2 separate regions of the Homo sapiens genome follow, and region 1 is linked to region 2. The links are chromatin contacts, found by Hi-C in ENCODE. All regions are on one chromosome and are shown on one strand. The core of a region is the stretch at or near the end of the contact, and the rest is flanking DNA. Distances in the headings are between cores, read along the strand shown. Region 1 holds the start of NET1 (neuroepithelial cell transforming 1). Region 2 overlaps PFKP (phosphofructokinase, platelet).

Evidence for each region. Hi-C counts contacts between places; a loop is a spot of excess contacts on that map. Pooled maps may share reads with other maps.
Region 1: a pooled map of gastrocnemius medialis shows a loop between it and region 2 (2.7-fold over the local background). The contact joins the promoter of NET1 here to the enhancer-like site in region 2. A Hi-C loop is called at or near these places in 1 of 168 maps with a recorded cell type or tissue (ascending aorta) and 4 of 50 pooled maps.

The regions. Positions count from the first base shown.
Region 1 is chr10:5,408,064-5,414,272 of GRCh38, forward strand. It overlaps NET1 (neuroepithelial cell transforming 1), which reads left to right and starts at 4,494. Exons shown (of 12, transcript NM_001047160.3): 1 at 4,494-4,757. The coding sequence starts at 4,630. RefSeq lists a silencer at 4,406-4,835.
Region 2 is chr10:3,095,824-3,101,776 of GRCh38, forward strand. PFKP (phosphofructokinase, platelet) reads left to right here. Exons shown (of 22, transcript NM_002627.5): 3 at 3,452-3,529; 4 at 5,542-5,731. Among named protein-coding and RNA genes, the nearest start is that of PFKP, 31 kb to the left of the region's middle. RefSeq lists an enhancer at 1-527. Within about 2 kb of position 3,613, at least 4 of the 41 ENCODE cell types and tissues checked have a DNase peak (open chromatin) inside an H3K27ac peak, as active enhancers do.

The DNA.
Region 1 (6,209 bases), core at 3,244-5,743, 2.3 Mb after region 2:
CTCTGGCCCCTACCATTGCACTGAAACCCCTTTCTCCTTCCTCCTCTGTTCTCCTCTCCTACTACTAATATAAATCAGTCTTTTAGACCTGCAATGTCTTTAGGAAGATAGTCTAAGCGTTAAGAAAAATGAATTACAGTCTACTTTGGATTAATAGCACCTTCTCTGGCCACACATATTTCATCTCAAATTTTATTGTTCTCTAAGCTCAACAGCTAGATTTTGGAGTTTTCCATTTTCCTCATTGGAATACCTAAGAGTAAACCAATATGGTAAACAAATGATTCATAGATGATTGATTGATTGATTGACTGATTGAGGCAAAAAATGAAACAACCTCCCCCCACATCACACATACACACACAGTGATAGATTTTAAGGGATGACAAACCTGATTTCAAATATTCTGCCCTATTGTGCCTATAAGTACACTTCTGCTTGTCAGAATGACAATCAATGCAGTCCACATACTTAGCTGTTGGACTACACTCCCTTTCATTTGGCAGGAACAATTAAGTTTGACCCAATTAAAAATTACAGTCTAATAAACAGTTTTGTAAATTAATCAATAGTAGATATAGTAAATATATTTTTAAAAATTTCAGACTTTATTATAACATTCTATATATAAATTATATGTATATGCACACATACAGACATTCATTCTCCTGAATGTAATTGCTGTTAGTTCATGAGAAGCTATGAGAAGATTCAGACAAAAAAGAAAAACGTTGATGCAAAGGGCAATTCTCTAGTTATTAAGACTACTAGTTTTCTAATGGTAGGTCATTGTTTGCAAATTTGCTACATTTTTCTATGGGAGCCTACAGACCAAAGGGGAATCATTTAGCTAGTGATAGCAATGGCAAACAAAATATCACATCAAAATCATCAAATAATTTGGAAATTAATAAAGTGTTTTGATGAACACTTTGTACTCTAATATATACATATATATATATATATATATATAAAACTTGGTAAGCAGTTTTGCAAAAATAGTTTGATTTACTTAGATAATGAAAGAAAATAGGTTTTTAAATTATTGATTTACATAATAATTTACATTCATTTATTGATTGTTGAATTTATTTAATATCAACTTGCAAAATGATTGGTGTCATCACATAGGGCTGAAGGTTTTGGAAATAATCTTTGAGGAAGTTCCCCAAAAGAATATTTGTTTTGCAAATCCATGGTTGAAAAAGTTTGGGTTACACTTTGCTCTAGTCAAGTTAGTAGGAATATCTTCTCAGAGAGGGAGTTCTAGAGTCTGATTTTATATATATGAAAGCTGAAATCAAAACAATTTCCTCAAACCCTATCCCGGTGAATATTTTAAGGGAGAAGGATGATTTGTGGGGAACTGAAAGAGAGAGGATTCAGAGAACATTTGTCATGGTTTTGGGACTGTTCTATACAGTGTAAGACATAGAACATGGGGACAATGGCATTCAGACACCAGAAAGTTGATCTCTTGTAAGATCAAGAGATGTCACCAGCCTTTCCCAGGTCTTCAATGACCAACCCTCAGAGCGGTCACTTTTCTTTGCTCTTCTTCTATGGTACCCAGCCATTTTCTGATGAAAATTTGTCTTCTATTCCTTATTTCCCTAATGTCTAGCACAGATCCTGGCATATTATAGCAGGAATTTAATAAATTCTTGTGAATAATTGAACAAAATCATAAGTTCTCAAGTGAATGAAAATTGGAAACAGTTGCTCTGCATAAAACAATAGTATTCAGGTCACTGGAAAGAAGTGCCCACCCCCACCACTGGAATCCCCACATTGACATCCTGCAGTATCTATCATTTTGTGAGTAGTTATTACAAGTTACCAAAGGACTGACCACCTCTGATGACACAATCAAAACCAGTTTCAGGACCTGCAAAGCTGAGGACAGACCCTGAATTCTGAGGATCTCACCGAAGTATGTTGAAACTATTAATATGAAACGGCTGTTTCTGTGGGTAAAAAGACCAAGCGTCAGCGATTCACATGGTCCTATCTTGTGAACAAAAGTTCTCTGAAAAGGAAGTTTGGAGAAAGGAGACTTTATTCTAGTGAACAGTTTGCAAACCAGGGAGACACAGCCTTCGGAGTAAAAGAAAGGTGATTCCAGAGAATAAAGGGGAGGGTTTGGCTTCTATAGAAAAAGTTCTTGTCCAGGTTTCCAATCAGATGTGTTTATGCAAAGGAAAGATTCAGACTTGCTCAGTTCAGATTGGGTAATACAGCTGAACCCTGATTGGATAAAGCAGATGAGTTCTGATCGGTTACATCAGGTGAGCCCTGATTGGTCAATTCGGGTAAATTGTGAAAATCCCAAAGGGGTGTGAGTTTTCTGGACACAGAGTAGTTGTGACCTACTTGGGACCTGACTTGAAGAATTGCTCTTACAGGTTTATTTTTGTTCATAATCTAAACATCTGCATCCTCTGAAGCTCTGTCTTGGTGGAGACCAACTCCCCAAATATTAAGAACATTTCTGTATTCTTACACTCTAACTGCTACAAAGCAGTACTTTCTTCTTTAATTTTTGGGGAGGGATGGGGAAGGTAGAACAGAAGTGGTTCTTGACCAAGGTCAACTTATGTTCAGAGCTGGTTCCTTCCGGTGGGTTCATGGTCTCGCTGACTTCAAGAATGAAGCCATGGACCTTCATGGTGAGTGTTACAGCTCTTAAAGGTGGCACAGACCTAAAGAGTGAGCAGCAGCAAGATTTATTGTAAAGAGTGAAAGAACTAAAGCTTCCACAGTGTGGAAGGGGACCCCAGTGGGTTGCCCTGCTGGCTGGGGTGGCCAGGTTTTATTCCCTTATATGTGCCCTCCCATGTTCCATTTTTGTCCTATCAGAGTGCCCTTTTTTCAATCCTCCCTGTGATTGGCTACTTTTAGGGTCCTGCTGATTGGTGCTTTTTACAGAGCACTGATTGGTGCATTTTACAATCCTCTTGCTAGCTACAGAGCACTGATTGGTGTGTTTTACAATCCTCTTGCCAGACAGAAAAGTTCTCCAAGTCCCCACTCTACCCAGGAAGTCTAGCTGGCTTCACATCTCAATGTTACTCCCTAATTTCTTACTCTTTTTAAAACAAAAACATTTTTCCCTCATGTTATAAAGGTACTGCAAATTCAATATGTCCTTATTTTTAAAAAAATTAAATGCAAAAAATAAAAATAAAAATTTTGAATACCTAAAGTCTACCTAGAGACATTTTAATACATTGACTTTTTAATACATTTAATACATTTTAATACATTATCTTTTTTCTTTGTATAATCTCTTGTAATTCATAACTTTGAATATACTGAATATACCTCTATACTTCATGTTTTTATTTCAAATTACCAGTATACTATTACATACTTCACACTTCATTTTTGTTGGCTGAAAATATTCTTCTCAGTGGATGAGCTATAAATCATTGTTTATTTAGGTTGTTTTAAATGTTTCTATTATAAACAATGTCATTAATAGCTTCATGTTTATATAATTTTATTTTTTAGGATAAATTTCCATAAGTGGAAATATACTGGCAAAAGAGAAGTGTTTTTTTGTTTTTTTTTTTTTGGAGACGGAGTCTCGCTCTGTCACTGGGCTGGAGTGCAGTGGCACGGTCTTGGCTCAATTCAAGCTCCGACTCTCTGGTTCAACTAATTCTCCTGCCTCAGCCTCCTGAGTAGCTGGGATTACAGGCATGCGCCACTCTGCCCAGCTAAGTTTTGTATTTTAGTAGCGACAGGGTTTCACCATGTTGGCCAGGATGGTCTTGATCTCCTGATCTCGTGATCCGCCTGCCTCAGCCTCCCAAAGTGCTGGGATTACAGGCGTGAGCCACAGCGCCCGGTCAGGAGAAGCTATTTTTAAAGACTTTGACACATATAAAGCAATATTTAAAATCAAAGAAAGTGTAATTTGTTTAACAATTTTTTTTTTACTTGAAGCGGTCTTTTATTTTATATTATGTCTTTTGCTGACTTTTACAAGCAAAGGATGAAGTCACTTCATTCTGTTTTGCTAGGGAGAGACTGTGTCATGCTTATTGGAAGACATAAGGGCTCATAATTAGATTTTGCTGGTTCCCTAGAGACAGTCCCGGGAACACACTTGCATAACCTTTGGTAATTGGAAATATATCTCATATTGGCCACGTGCACAATAATTCAGTGTGAATATGGCCAATAAACATGCCTTGTTTACAGGTCATTAGTTTGGACCTCTCTTCTCCTCAAATGCTAAGAAAGATCTGGTGAATTAAAATGCTTCCAGTCCATTTGCCTTGGCCTGTAGTGAAAGTCCTAATGAACAATGAAGGAGGTACCGGGCCTTAGGGACTCAGGGATGCGCTCAGGAGTTAAGGGCAAATTTTCCTAGGTTCTTTCCTAGGCAAGTAGATCCCGGGAGCGGTGGAGGGGCGGGACTCCACGTCTCCTAGGAACCGCTGCGCGCTCACTGATTGGCTGATCGCTGCTCAGCCGCCATTTTCAAATCCCCGGATGACGGCGGTGGCGGCTGCAGTCCGCTGACAGGCGCTTTCTGCCTGGCAGAGGCTGGCGGGCATCGTGCCCGTCCCTGCCGGTCTCCCGGGCACCCGGCCACCGCCCCACCCCCTCCTCCGTGCCATGGAGCCCGAGCTGGCGGCTCAGAAGCAGCCTCGACCGCGGAGGCGAAGCCGCCGGGCCTCTGGGCTCAGCACGGAGGGAGCGACGGGGCCTTCGGCCGACACCTCCGGGTCGGAGCTGGACGGGAGGTGAGTGTGGGGGAGGGGAGGGCCGAACGGGAGGTGAGTGTAGGGGAGCGGAGGGCCGAACGGGAGGTGAGTGTTGGAGAGGCAAGGGCCGGGGGGAGGGGAGGGCTGGCCGGGAGTTGGATGTGGGGGGCGGCGAGTGGGGGTGTTGGTGAGGGCCAGGGGGAGGCGAGGGCCGCTGGGAGGTGAGTGGGGGGTGGGGGAGGTGACCGCGGGGTTGGGGGGGGGGACGGGGGCCGCTGGAAGTGAGGGTGGCACAGGCTGGAGTGACAGTGTGCCTGGCCTTGGACCGAGGTCGGTCCTGAGACCCCAAACTGCGATTTTCCCTGCCTGTGGCAAAGGGGCGGGTTTATTGAGTCTCCTCGCCTCCTGACTGTTTCTCAGGGGAGACTTAGGAAAAACCACAATGGTTTTGTTCTGCACACCCAACTGGCTGTAGGCTGGCGTTCCCAAATGCCTTTGCTCAGACCGAAACTGTCATGGTGAGCACCACGAGAATGGGCTTCCATGTCCTGAGAAAGAAAAGACTAAGGGATAAGTTGACTTCGGGATATGTTATGAGATGCCTATTAGAGAGTTCATCACAACCATTTTCGTGTTTTTTCTTTTTACTTTTTGTGGAAGTATACATTGAAATGAGAGTGTATGACTCGTGTTTGGCTCAGTGAAATTTCACAAAGCGAAGCTCAGGGGATAGCTAGTGAATTAGGAGGAAGGGAACCAAGTGAGAACAGTATCCAGGAGGCCAAATGAAGAAAGAATTTCAAGAAGAGGACGTGGCGAGCTATGTCAGATGTTATTGATAGGTCAAATAAAATGAGGATTAAGTAAAATAAGATGAGGATTAAGCTAGATGAGGAATGAAAATTAAATTTGGTAATGAGAAGAGAGTATTGATCTTAGATGGTTTCCAAGAATGGTTACAATATCGAACTTAGAGTGTTTTGCAACAGGTTGAGAAGAGAATGTGCGATTTGTTCAGAAAATAATGTGAGTGCCAACACTAGGAATATGGAAATGGAAAAATACTCTTGTTACTATTTAAGATTTATAATCTAGTGGGGAAGAAAGATAAGTAGGTTAATAATTATTATAATATGTGATAAAAGTTATTATAGTGATATACACAGAATGCCGTAGATTAAAAGGAACACTTAATCCTGACTGGAGAGAATAGGAAATGATTTCCTATTGTAATCCCTGAGTCTTTAAGGACCAGTTTAGAGAGCAGATGTAAATGGATGATTTCAGGCAGAGAAGCATGTAGAAAGGCCCTGAAGCAAATGAGTCTGATGAGTTCTGGGTATATATTCTATTTTATTACTATATTAACAGTGATATTTGTATAGAGGAGAGGAAACCAATATGGGGAGAAGGAGGAGGTAGTCATGAGAGATGATGCTAAAGAGGTAAGCGCCACATCATGAAGAGACCTTGTATGCCTTGACAGAGTTT
Region 2 (5,953 bases), core at 2,363-4,862:
TTGCTTTTCACATGTTCCATGGGCGTCGTGACTTTGCAAATTAAAGAATGAGTCATTTCCTAGCAACTTAGCTCACGCATGCACTAGACAGGGAGCATTGGAGGTGGCACTCAGAAAGCCCTCCCTTTCTATTTTTTAATGGCTTTCTTTGCCACATGCATCTATGCAACACAAAATAATGAAATTACTTTCAGAGAACATTTTACTTTTCAAAATGTTGTGGTTTGCAGAGCAGTTTTCTTACTACTCCAGAAGCAAGAGGATTCGTTAACATGTTTGATTAAATCCGTATTTAAATTCTGTGAACTCATGCAGGGAAAGGAAATTGTATGGTTCCCACTATGGCATATTAACTAGTAAAATGCTGGGTGGCGGTTGACTTGGAAGCAGCGTCCGGGATAGCGCGTGCTCCAGGAATACTCTGAAAGCTGATGCCGTTAGGGGTGCATGGTTGACTCCTGGGCCTGAGACGGCCTCAGGATGCTGCAGCGGCCTTGGCATCCTCTTCAGCAGGGTGGCGGCCGGAACTGGCACCTTCCCCCCGGTCTCTTTATTTACCAAAAAACTGCATGCACAGAAATGACCGCAACAGCTCTGGGTGTGGGAATGTAGGAACTGTCTGTTTCAGTTTTGCCGGAGCCCCAGGTTTACGGCCGCTCTACATCCCAGTCCTCTCAGGGAGGTCCCGGTTTCTGCTGCAGTTCAGGCCCCATCATGGGTCATCTTTTCTCTCCTCCTGAGATGTGGGCTTGGAGGATGGGAGGTCGTGCCTCTAAGAAGGGTCCGTTTCACGGTGGCCCAGGCTACATGCCTGCTTCCTTGTTTCCTTGCCCCCCCGAGCTTCATGGAAGTCAATCTGGAAAGTCAGGATCACTGCAGATGGCAGTTTGTTCAGTGTTGCTCCCAGACCTGAAGAATGGAGCGCTCTGTTGTGCTTGCAGAATGAAGCATAATTCTTAGCAGAAACCTGGGAGGCCGGGTGCGGCGGCTCATGCCTGTAATCCCAGCACTTTGGGAGTCCGAGGCGGGCGGATCACGAGGTCAGGAGATCGAGACCATCCTGGCTAACACGGTGAAACCCCGTCTCTACTAAAAATACAAAAAATTAGCCGGGCGTGGTGGCGGGTGCCTGTAGTCCCAGCTACTAAGGAGGCTGAGGTGGGAGAATGGCAGGAACCCGGGAGGCGGAGCTTGCAATGAGCCAAGATCACGCCACTGCACTCCAGCCTGGGTGACACAGCGAGACTCCGTCTCAAAAAAACAAAAAACAAAAAAACCTGGGAGTTTGGGGTGGTAGAGATCACTGAAACTGCAACCCCAAGGCTAGGTTATCTCTTTATTTATGTATCCACCCACCCGCCTACCTACCTATTGTACTTACAATATTCTGAGGATTATGGCCTCCAAGAGTCATTCATGGCTTTGCACATGACCGTCTGTTACCAGTGAGTCCTTGTGTGGACAGAGCATCCGCAGCAGGACAGAACATAAACGGTGCCTCCCAGGGTGCCCTGTGCAGAGGCGAGGTCTGCATCCGACCTCACACTTGCTCACCCTCGCCCTCCGGGGGACGGCTACACTGGGCTCATCTGCACTGCAAGGGAAATCTGTTTTCAGAGCAAGGGGAGACAATAATAATAATAATAATCCCTAGAGTGAGACTGGGCTGTGTTTAGAAGATGTTCTGCTGTTTTGCCATGGAGGTAGGGGGCCTGGTGATGGGCAGTCCCTGTACCAGCCTGTGAGCCAGGGCCTGGGTGCCTGGGGGGTCTCGGGAGGTGCAGACGGGGCTGCCAGCGCTGAAATGAACCAGCTCTGTTTTGGGTTCTGTTCCATTCCAGACTGTTTTCTCCTTTCTTGTTTATTACATGTATGACACTAAATTATAAACACACATGTGGCCAGGCATGGTGGCTCACGCCTGTAATCCCAGCACTTTGGGAGGCCCAGGCAGGCAGATCACTTGAGGTCAAGAGTTGGAAACCAGCCTGGCCAACATGGTGAAACCCTGTCACTACTTTAAAACAAAAACAAAATTAGCCAGATGTGGTAGTGTGTTCCTGTAATCCCAAGTACTCTGGAGGCTGAGGCAGGAGAATTGCTTGAACCTGGGAGATGTAAGTTGCAGTGAGCCGAGATCGTGCCACTGCACTCCAGCCTGGGCAACAGAGCAAGACTCTGTCTCAAAAATAAAATAAAATAAACACACATATATATATAATATTTCTGGTAGAAATTTATAAATATAAGTATACAAATTGGCCAGCTATCAAGGTGCCTGCACTATTGATTAATTTATATATAGAACTCCATAATCTATGAGTCATTTCAATTTTAAAAACCTTTCTTTTTTCTGTCCTCCGGACCTTCACTAAGGTGGGCTTATGGATCCAACAATAATCTATCATGAACTTTTCTAAATCCTTAATAGTTATTCCTTCTTAAGATTAAATGCTGTGGAAAGTGAGTTATGTAGATGAAGTTACCCGTGGGCATTGCTGCATTTCCTGATCTTGTATATTCCGTGGAGAAAAAGATGGGGATGCATTTAGCATTGAAAGGTAATTGTTGGCCAGGCGCGGTGGCTCACGCCTGTAATTCCAGCACTTTGGGAGGCTGAGGCAGGCGGATCATGAGGTCAGGAGTTTGAGACCAGCATGGCCAACAAGGTGAAGCCCCGTCTCTACTAAAAGCTACAAAAATTAGCCAGGTGCAGTGGCAGGCACCTGTAATCCCAGCTGCTCAGGAGGCTGAGGCAGGAGAATCACTTCAACCCGGGAGGCAGGTTGCAGTGAGCCGAGATCGCGCCACTGCACTCCAGCCTGGGTGACAGAGTGAGACTCCGTCTCAAAAAAAAAAAAAAAAAAGGTAATTGTCCTTGGGCTTCTTCTATCAATGTGTCCTCACATATTGATATCTGATTCCCTAATGCAGCACCGTGTCATTAATGGAGGGTAAGGCAGACAATTATTATTCAGCTGTGCTGTTTAATAATATTCAACATACATCCCAAGTGGCGCAGGGTGCCTTGGCAGGCGGAGCCCCTGACAAAATGCTCCCATGTATGTCCCGTGCTCGACAGTGCTGTGTGCCTGTGAGTTTGTGCTGAAGTATGATAAACACGTTGGGTGAAAGTGACCCCTTTCAACCTCTAGCGAAACACGACCCTTTCAACCTCTCGGGAAACGCTGGGCCATAGGAGAATGGCTTGATTCCTCATTGCACTGTGAGGCTGAGTCTAGGCAGACGTTCCCATTACTAGGGACTCAAGGTGAGGACTTTCCCACAATTCACTGCTTTTATCCAGTGCTGGAACTGCCCTGTCTTCTGACCAGTGGATGCTGAGGAACTGACATTCACTGTCATTTTTCCCGTTTTATATAATTTAAGGATCACTTCCCATTTAGTGAAGTTTATCTCATTTTTAAAAGATTCTCCCTTTCTCCCCTAGGGCTACCAGGGCATGGTGGACGGAGGCTCAAACATCGCAGAGGCCGACTGGGAGAGTGTCTCCAGCATCCTGCAAGTGGTAGGTACTGGGCTGCGTCCACAGGGTTCTCTGAGTTAGAGACTCTTTTATGTCTAGTAAATTCCCAGAACACTTGAGCTCAGATCAGTTGCGAAATAGAGATTATGTGGACAGAACAGACTTTGTGAGCAGCTCTTTACTTGTGGTTTGATTTTTAGAAATGCATGTGTTAATCTGTGAGTCACTTTGAGTACTTGTTAATAGAAATAATCCAAATCGGTGCCTCCCCGCTGAAGACGCTCATGGGGCCCACACCTTCGTGCTGGTCCAGGCTCTCTCTGCATTGGGCGCCTCCTGAGCTCCGACACATCAGAAGAGAGGTGGAGGGAATTTTGACAACCACGGAAGTTAGGTGGAGCAACGTTTGCAAAACATCAGGAGAGTGTGGGCTGAATTCACACAGGGGAGCGTTTCCATTCTGCGGTCGTGATTGACGGAGGAAGATAAGATGTGAACGGAGAGTTGAAGTGCGTATGTGTATCAGTGAGTCTGTGTTTCTGTGTGTGGTGTATGTGGTGTGTGAATCTCGGTGTGTGTGTAACTGTGTGAGTCTGGTGTGTGTCTGTATGTAGGTGTGTGAGTCTGAGTGTGTATGTGTGGTGTGCCCGTGTGTATGTGTTAACTGTGTGAATTTCTGGCTAGCGAATGTGTATCTGTGTGTGGGGTGTGTGTATATGTGGTGTCCTTGTATGTGTAGGTGTGTGGTGTGTGTGTGTGTGTGTGTGTGTGTGTGAAAGAGAGTGAGTGAGAGAATGGGAATGGCACCCACTCCTCTGCAGCCCAGTTATCCTGGTTTCGTTCCTGAGTTGCGGCCACCTCGTCTCTTTGGTTGGAGTTTCTGGGTTGCTGGCTCTAGCTCCCATTGTGCTGGCTCTCGTGCTGCCCCCCAGGTTTTTGTCCAGGCAGAGTCCAGAGAGCACCCCTGCCCTGCTCTGCGCCCCCACCCTCACTTGCCTTGGGGGTTGGGTTGTAAATGGTCTCGGTCACACTTGGTGCCAGTGACGTAGGATCGTGTGGAGTGAATTTCAGTTTTTGTAACCTTTTCATAATGTTTTGATAAATTAAATGGTGGTAGGTTTCATGTAAAAATAGGAGCTTTTCTGGGATTTGGAATATTAGTGAGTCTCTGTGTGTGAAAATGAGCTGTGTGCGTGCACCATTGGTGTATCGAAACACGCACTCACGTCACTGCAGGGGTCTCCTGGGAGCTGCCTGCAGACCGAAGGCAGGGAGAGCTTCGCCTCCAGTGCAGAGACAACCCCTGCTGTGCTTATGAGCACCTTGCTTGACAAAGTCAGCACGCGCTTAGGGATCCCGTACGGATGGAGTTTTTTGGTGCATTCATGGTTTTATTTAAAGAAATCTTGCATTTGTGGATCCCACCAACAATTCTTAGTTTTTGGAAAACCAAGTGTGACGAATCATGATCTATGTCCCCTGGAAGTTTGGATGAAAGAATTTAAGATCCTGAAGATATAGCTCTTTAAAAGGGGCAGCGAGTATGTGGTGCAAAAAAAAAAAAAAAAAAAATCCCCCTGGCCCCAGGTTCCTGCTGGTTTTACTTGCAGGTGCTGTAAGGGGTGACTGGAGGGAGAAGCCTGGCTGCTGGTCACACCGCTTCCCTTGTCCTGGCCGGCATGCTCTGGTGGTCAGTGGGCTTGTCTTTGGTTCCACGTGCACCTGGTTGAGCTCGTTGGCCGGTGCTGAGGCGGCTGCTGTGACACCGCAGGCTGGTTCCTGCTCCATGTATTTAACTGCTGGCTGCCGTGTGTCTGGCTCTGCACCCTCCCTGGCTCCTCCTGGGTGTCACGCGCCTGTCTTTGTCCATGGAATGCTGGTCTGGGACTAAAAACAGGAAAATCACAGTCTTTCATAGCTAGTTACTAACTCACAAGATGAAAATGAGAAAAATGTAAATTCTAGCACCCCATGTTTATAGTCGGCCTGTGTGTGCCATCCACCTGGCGCTCTCTCAGACTGAGAGGAGATAAATTAGCTGGTGTCTTTCCCAGGGCGGGACGATCATTGGCAGTGCGCGGTGCCAGGCCTTCCGCACGCGGGAAGGCCGCCTGAAGGCTGCTTGCAACCTGCTGCAGCGCGGCATCACCAACCTGTGTGTGATCGGCGGGGACGGGAGCCTCACCGGGGCCAACCTCTTCCGGAAGGAGTGGAGTGGGCTGCTGGAGGAGCTGGCCAGGAACGGTGAGTGGACACCTGCTCCTCTGTCCTGCGGGTTTTCGCCCTGTTTCAGAGCTTTGGAACCGACAGGTTTCCCTCTTCACTGTGGCAGAAGTACCTCTTCTCACAGATCTTACAGGTCACCATCTCAGGACTTTTTAGGATCTCAAAAAACAACAGCAATGATCGTAAGAATGCTAGTAATTTAACCTTACCATGTGCCAGGCACCCTTCGACCTTTCACAC